Linked DNA regions of Homo sapiens: region 2 is linked to region 1. The links are chromatin contacts, found by Hi-C or POLR2A ChIA-PET in ENCODE. All regions are on one chromosome and are shown on one strand. The core of a region is the stretch at or near the end of the contact, and the rest is flanking DNA. Distances in the headings are between cores, read along the strand shown. Region 1 holds the start of ANXA1 (annexin A1). Region 2 holds the start of RFK (riboflavin kinase).

Region 1 (2,849 bases), core at 76-2,575:
TTCCTAAACTTCATGTTTTTTATGTGAAATATCTATGAGGAAAAGAGGAAAAAGAACAAACCACTAAATGCAGCATAAATTGAGCCATAATGCTGTGAGATTTTACACCTGTGCACTTTAATGGAAACATCATATAATACTTTGTAGGGTTTAAAGAAGAATGAAAATGAACCACTATGGAAGTTACCAGAACCAATTTTCCTCCATTGGGTGGGAAATTTCTTATGGAATGTGTTCTGTAATAGTTGCTGCTCCATTAATCCTTTCATTTTATAGGTCTAGTTCCTTGTTTTGGTGTTCAACTAGTCTACAATGTCAAAGATGTGTATCAAAATGTATATATAACTGATCTATATTACAGTTTATATATATAGTTCTATGTAACTGACTCTATTTAAAAGAATTAATGTAGATAGGCCTTCTGATGTCAATGCTTTTATTGAATGTCATAATGATCAAATTTTTGGCATTACCTTTGTTCAAAATTTTGAGCCAATCTGGAACTTTATTACTTCTATATTTCTTATTTATAACAACAAGCTATATCTAGGAACAAAAGTCGTTTATTTTTTAAGGCAAGAAAAATATAAATAGAAAATTATTCGGCACTGTGTAATGTTAAAATTTACAAATATATGTTATTTCTCCATTGTCACAAGAATTCTAGTGGGTAGACAACTTAGATAATGCTCCTATATACAAAAGTAAAAACAGCTAGGCATGGTGGCTCACGCCTGTGATTCCAACTCTTAGGGAGACAGAGGCAGGAGGATAGCCTGAGCCCAGGAGTTTGAGACCTGCCTGGGCAATATAACGAGACCCCATTCTCCACAAAAAGCGGGGGAAAAAGACAACAAAACAAAAGTAAAAACAGGTTCAGAAAAATTAAGTATGTCCCTAAAGTCACAGAATAATAAGTGATGGAGGTGGAATTCAAATGTAATATTTTGTTTGTTGGTTTGTTTAGTTTTGAAGGTAACATACTTTTTAGTCTACAACCTATTTAACTACAAAAGTGTGCCAATCACTGGTATTAGGATTGGGGCAGATGTATACTCTGAAAATAAAAGTGCAAAATAAATATCCCATCTGGAAATAAAAGTGCAAAATAAAGAGGGAGGAAAAATCAGCCCTTCCATTTCTTTTCCTTTGTAATGCCAGTTGAATTGGTTTAGTGAGTAGTTTTGCAAGACTTGTTTCACTTTGTTTTTGGACATAGCTGAGCCATGTACTTCAAACAGAAGGCAGCCAATTACTAACTTCTGGTTGCTAGGTGTGGCTTCCTTTAAAATCCTATAAAATCAGAAGCCCAAGTCTCCACTGCCAGTGTGAAATCTTCAGAGAAGAATTTCTCTTTAGTTCTTTGCAAGAAGGTAGAGATAAAGGTAAGTCTTGGTTTTCCTTTTAGTTAGTTTTGGTTGTTTTGAAAACTTTTCTCATCACTATGTTAAATGTTACTGCTTCTACAGGATTTATGGTTAGTTGCATTTAACATGATAAGTCATTCATAAATCTTTCTGTAGAATTACATTGGATATTTATATTTTAGGAATCACAAATTACAATATTTTTGTTCTACTTAGTTAACAAATACAAGTAAAAATAAGATAAGTTTGCTTAATACTGGCTCATTGTACTCTTGGTAAGTTACCATGAGAAAGAAGGGAAGAATGTGCTTTCCCTCTGGTAGCCTTAAAAGAATGTGTTTTTCCTTTCCTTCCCCTTGAAATATTTCTTCCCAAGAGCTGTGTGTTTTACAGAGAAATCGTGATGGGGGCTGCTTTTTGGGGGCAAGAACAAAAGTGATAGGAGTGGGCTGCAGGGAACTGTTTCAAAATAGTAGGACTTTCATAATTTATTTTCTTCTTTTGTAAGGAAAACAAGATAGATTCAGACCTCAAAGTGCTAATCATGCTCTTTGTAATAAACATTTAAAAATATATGTTATATTTGCTTATGCTATTTAAAATAAGAAGGTCCGCTTATTACTTTTTTCATTTAAAGAGGGTGTGGCCACATTCCTTTTCTTGTAGGCTCTGTGTCATATACAGTCTTTTCAAGTGCTGGCTGGAAAACCTAAAAAGAAGGGAAATACTTTCTGGGTAGTGTCAGATACATTATCCTAGGGGAATGTCAGTGAGGCCCTCCAACAGCTATTCCACTTGATTGTTGCATGAGCTAATGGCCATAAAACTCCTTAGAAAAGCACAAAGCAAAACTAAAGAAGAGTATTTACTAGTGTTGGATATATTTGTAAAAGTGAGATTACAAATCATGTATCTGGCTATTTTTTTCTTAAACATGTTCCTTCAAGAATTTTTCTGTTCGTTCATTTTAAATATTTATTAAATGTTCTGATTTCTTATGTTCACTGCTAGCTAATTAACAAGGATGGAATTTTTCTTGCCTTGGTTATATCTAAAAGATTGTAAAAACTTTGAGAAAGCAATGTTGCCCTCTTTCCACAGGAGTATTTTGGTAGCTGTAAGAGAATGCACATTGCAAATGACTCAAATGTGGTAAAATGTTGGTTTCATAATTCTGAAATGGCCTCTTCCCCAAAAGTGACAGTAACACCCTAGCTCCAGGCTCAACCACATCCAGCACATAGCCAACATTTAACAGATGTTGACAAAATAGTTAATAATAATATTATTAAGGAACCAGCCAGAGTTTCATGCTTATTAAATACTTTTTCAACCAGAAGGTCTGCAAAGGTTGATTTCTGAATATGACGTTAGCTCTCTCTAGACCTATTAATTTACGACATTTCAAATCAGAGGTAAACCAGCAGACCTATTATTTTTCAATGATAAACTATAAACAGTTTTTTGAAGTCAACTATTTCC
Region 2 (3,170 bases), core at 288-2,787, 3.2 Mb after region 1:
GCCAGATTCTGTCTCAAAATAATAATAAGAAACAAACATTTGTAAAAATCACATGCAAGGCTAATGTAAATCATTACATTCACAAGACTCCTACAACTTTGCCTGTAAGTATCAATCCCATCCTTCCATTTTCCGGCTCAGATTTCCCTCTCCTATTCATGTGAATAGGTTATGAATAAAGTACCAGGTAAGTATATAAAGCTCTCCAAAAAAATCCATACTCTTTGAGTAGGATGCAAAAAACAAGTACCAGAGTAGATGGATTTTTTCAGATCTGTTCTTTCCTAACCAGGTACTGAATCACCTGAAAAGTTTCTTTCTTTTTTTTTTTTTTTTGAGACGGTGTCTCACTCTGTCGCCCAGGCTGGAGGGCAGTGGCACGATCTCGCCTCACTGCAGCCTCCGTCTCCTGGGTTCAAGCGATTCTCCTGCCTCAGGTTCCCGAGTAGCTGGGATGACAGGCACGCGCCACCATGCCCAGCTAATTTTTGTATTTTTAGCAGAGACGGGGTTTTACCATGTTGGCCAGGCTGATCTCGAACTCCTGAGCTCAGATGATCCGCCCGCCTCGGCCTCCCAAAGTGCTGGGATTACAGGCGTGAGCCACCACGCCCGGCCAAAGCTTCTTATTTTTCAAATACACAAGCTCAAGGCTGACTTAACAAGTCAAGACGCAGCTCTGGCATGTATTTCTAAGGATGAATTACAGTCAGGTCTCGATTATTGAAATTAATGTAGACAGACCAAGAAGGTTAGCTGACTCTCATTCAACTACCTATGTTATCATTTGGACATTACATAATTACAAATTAAAAACAAAACCACCTTAGACCCGGCTTGCGAGTTCAGCCGTTCTGGCCCACGTTACGTCTCTAATGGGCAAGACAAGCGCAATGCTTGACCAACTGTACCTTGGCTGGCCAAGGAGGCGTGAACGGGGAATCCTGCGATTCATCTCGGGCTTCCGGCCCTCACCACCCCTCAACCCCGTCCCCGCGGAGCTCGGAGCCAGAAGCAGGGACAAGCTCCCTCAACCGAGCCAACGGTCCTCCGCCACAGACAAGGGGATGCGGGAGGAGGAAGGGTGTGCTCTCTGCCCGCGGTCCGGAGGCCCCACGCCCCGGTCCCAAGTCCCCGGCTGCCGTCTCTCCCCGCTCCCCACGTGACCCGGCCCGGGGGACTCTGGCCGCCCTGCTCTCACCTGTGGGGATGCCCAGCTGCTTGGAGCCGCGGCCGAAGCCCCGCACCACTTGACCCCGGCAGAAGTAAGGCAGGTGCCTCATAATGCAGTCCGCTCGGGGAATGGGCTGCGGCCCGGTCTGCGCGTCCTGCGGAGCCGCCGTCGACGCGGCGCCCAGACCCCGGACCAGCCGGGGGACAGGAGCGTGAGCTCTGCCTGCCGCGGGGGCGCACCAGTGGCCGGACGACGCCGACCACAGGCCACTGCGAATCCCTGACGCCGCCGACCCAACAAATACCGCCGGGCGCCTGAGGAGCTGCGTCTCCGCTGGAGGGCAGCGGAGACAGCCGAAGTAAGTGCCGGGTGTGAGCGGGGTGGGGGGAGGGGGCGGCCCGAAGCGCAGAGCCGGCCTCCGCGCCGCCGGCGTGCGCTCCCTTCCTCAGCCGAACGCCTCGAGCCCGCTCGGCTTCCGTAGCCCCGCCCCATCATGGCCCCGCCCCGCCGCTGCCTCGCCCGGCTCCCGCCGCAAGCTCCCGCTGCAGGCTCCCGCCCCAGGCGCCTAATGTCTGGATCCCGGGCTTCGTTTCAGCCCCTGGCGATGGGAACTAATGTGGAAACCCCGTTTTCAGCCTGAGAGCCGCGAAAGCACAATTCTCGAACAATTCTGGTTTTTTTTTCTCCTTCCTCCTGTTCATAACAATCCGGAAGCCAAAGTGAGACGCTCTTTAGCTCCTTGGCAACCGCTGGGTTGAACGTCAGGCATCGCTCGTTCCGTTCGCTCTTTAAGTATTTATTAAAGCTCCAAAATTCAGCTCAAAGATCGCCTCTTCACAGAGGCTTTTCCTGGCCGCCCTACCAGAAGCGGTCGTCCTCCAGGACCACTGACCACGTTCTGGAGTTATTAATATATTCGAATGTAAGCTCCAAGGGAGAAGTCCCTGTCTGTGACGCTGTTAACCCCAGAGACTAGTGGAAGGTTACCGACATGGGCGGTGACTGTCCCCTCCAGGCTGTCTTCTTGACAATTTCACAAGCCCGATAACAGGCCGTCCCTCTACTGCAATGCAGATAGAGGCCTTCGTACCCTCGGAACTGTAAATACGCACGCTCCTAGGGAAGTAGCTCTGGGCTCACTCACAGGATATGCAGGGTGCAAGGTTATAAGAAGGTGCATCCTCTTAACGTCTCGAAGACAAAGAAGTTTTTTATTTATTTTTTTAAATTTTTAATCAATGGAATCCAGAGAAGTTTAATTTTTTTCTTTTTTGCTCTATACATTTGTATAAAATTCTGTGCAGACCGTGTAGTCTCTTTCTACCTTACATGTATGCATCTCTGATAAGATTTACCTGATATTAAATTTATGTTCTAGGCCAGGCTTGGTGGCTCACGCCTGTATTCCCAGTAGTTTGAGAGGCCGACGCGGGAGGATTGATTGAGCCCAGGAGGTCGAGGCTGCACTGAGCTATGATAACGCCACTGCACTCCAGACTGGGCGACACAGTGAGACACCCTCACCCCTTAAAAGAACTAGAGAAGAAGAAGGAAGGGAGGGAAGGGAAAGGAAAGGGGAAGGGAAAGTGAAAGGGAAGAAAAGGGAAGGGAAGGGAGAGAAGGACCCAAAGAAGCAATTATGGTCAGTTACTTATCTATACGGAATTAAACAAAGAATAATGAGAATAACGATAATAGTAATACCGGTAGTAAGAGTAGTAATAGCAAGTTGTGAAAAGCAATTAAGTTATCTGGAGAGGCTTAAGAGTTATTTTAGCAAGGTGTGTACAGGATTCTCTCACTCTTGACTCCCGTCCTTAATAAGAGTGCTGCATTCCTTCTAATATAGGGAGGATGTCTCTCATATGGTAATTTCATCTGCTTCTAAGAAACAGAAAAGAGGTCAGAATGATTTTTTTGTATCTATTGTTTTTCAAGTGCTTTTAATTCAAAATAGTCAATATGCAAGAATGGTATATTTTTAACTTCATCAGCA

The links. A loop is a pair of places that touch in the nucleus more often than their neighbours do. ChIA-PET counts read pairs that join two places held with the same protein, here RNA polymerase II (POLR2A). Pooled maps may share reads with other maps.
Region 2: a loop to region 1 is called in a map of CD14-positive monocyte, with 13 times the contacts of the local background. The contact joins the promoter of RFK here to the promoter of ANXA1 in region 1. A Hi-C loop is called at or near these places in 2 of 168 maps with a recorded cell type or tissue (CD14-positive monocyte and CD4-positive, alpha-beta memory T cell) and 12 of 50 pooled maps. POLR2A ChIA-PET finds 5 or more read pairs at or near these places in 1 of 52 experiments (activated T-cell).

Annotation. Positions count from the first base shown.
Region 1 is chr9:73,150,540-73,153,388 of GRCh38, forward strand. ANXA1 (annexin A1) reads left to right here and starts at 1,326. Exons shown (of 13, transcript NM_000700.3): 1 at 1,326-1,385.
Region 2 is chr9:76,392,889-76,396,058 of GRCh38, forward strand. It overlaps RFK (riboflavin kinase), which reads right to left and starts at 1,538. Exons shown (of 4, transcript NM_018339.6): 1 at 1,202-1,538. The coding sequence starts at 1,283. It also overlaps a transcript of GCNT1 not described here. RefSeq lists enhancers at 809-1,622, 1,485-1,779, 1,957-2,196 and silencers at 987-1,476, 1,517-1,596, 1,617-1,676.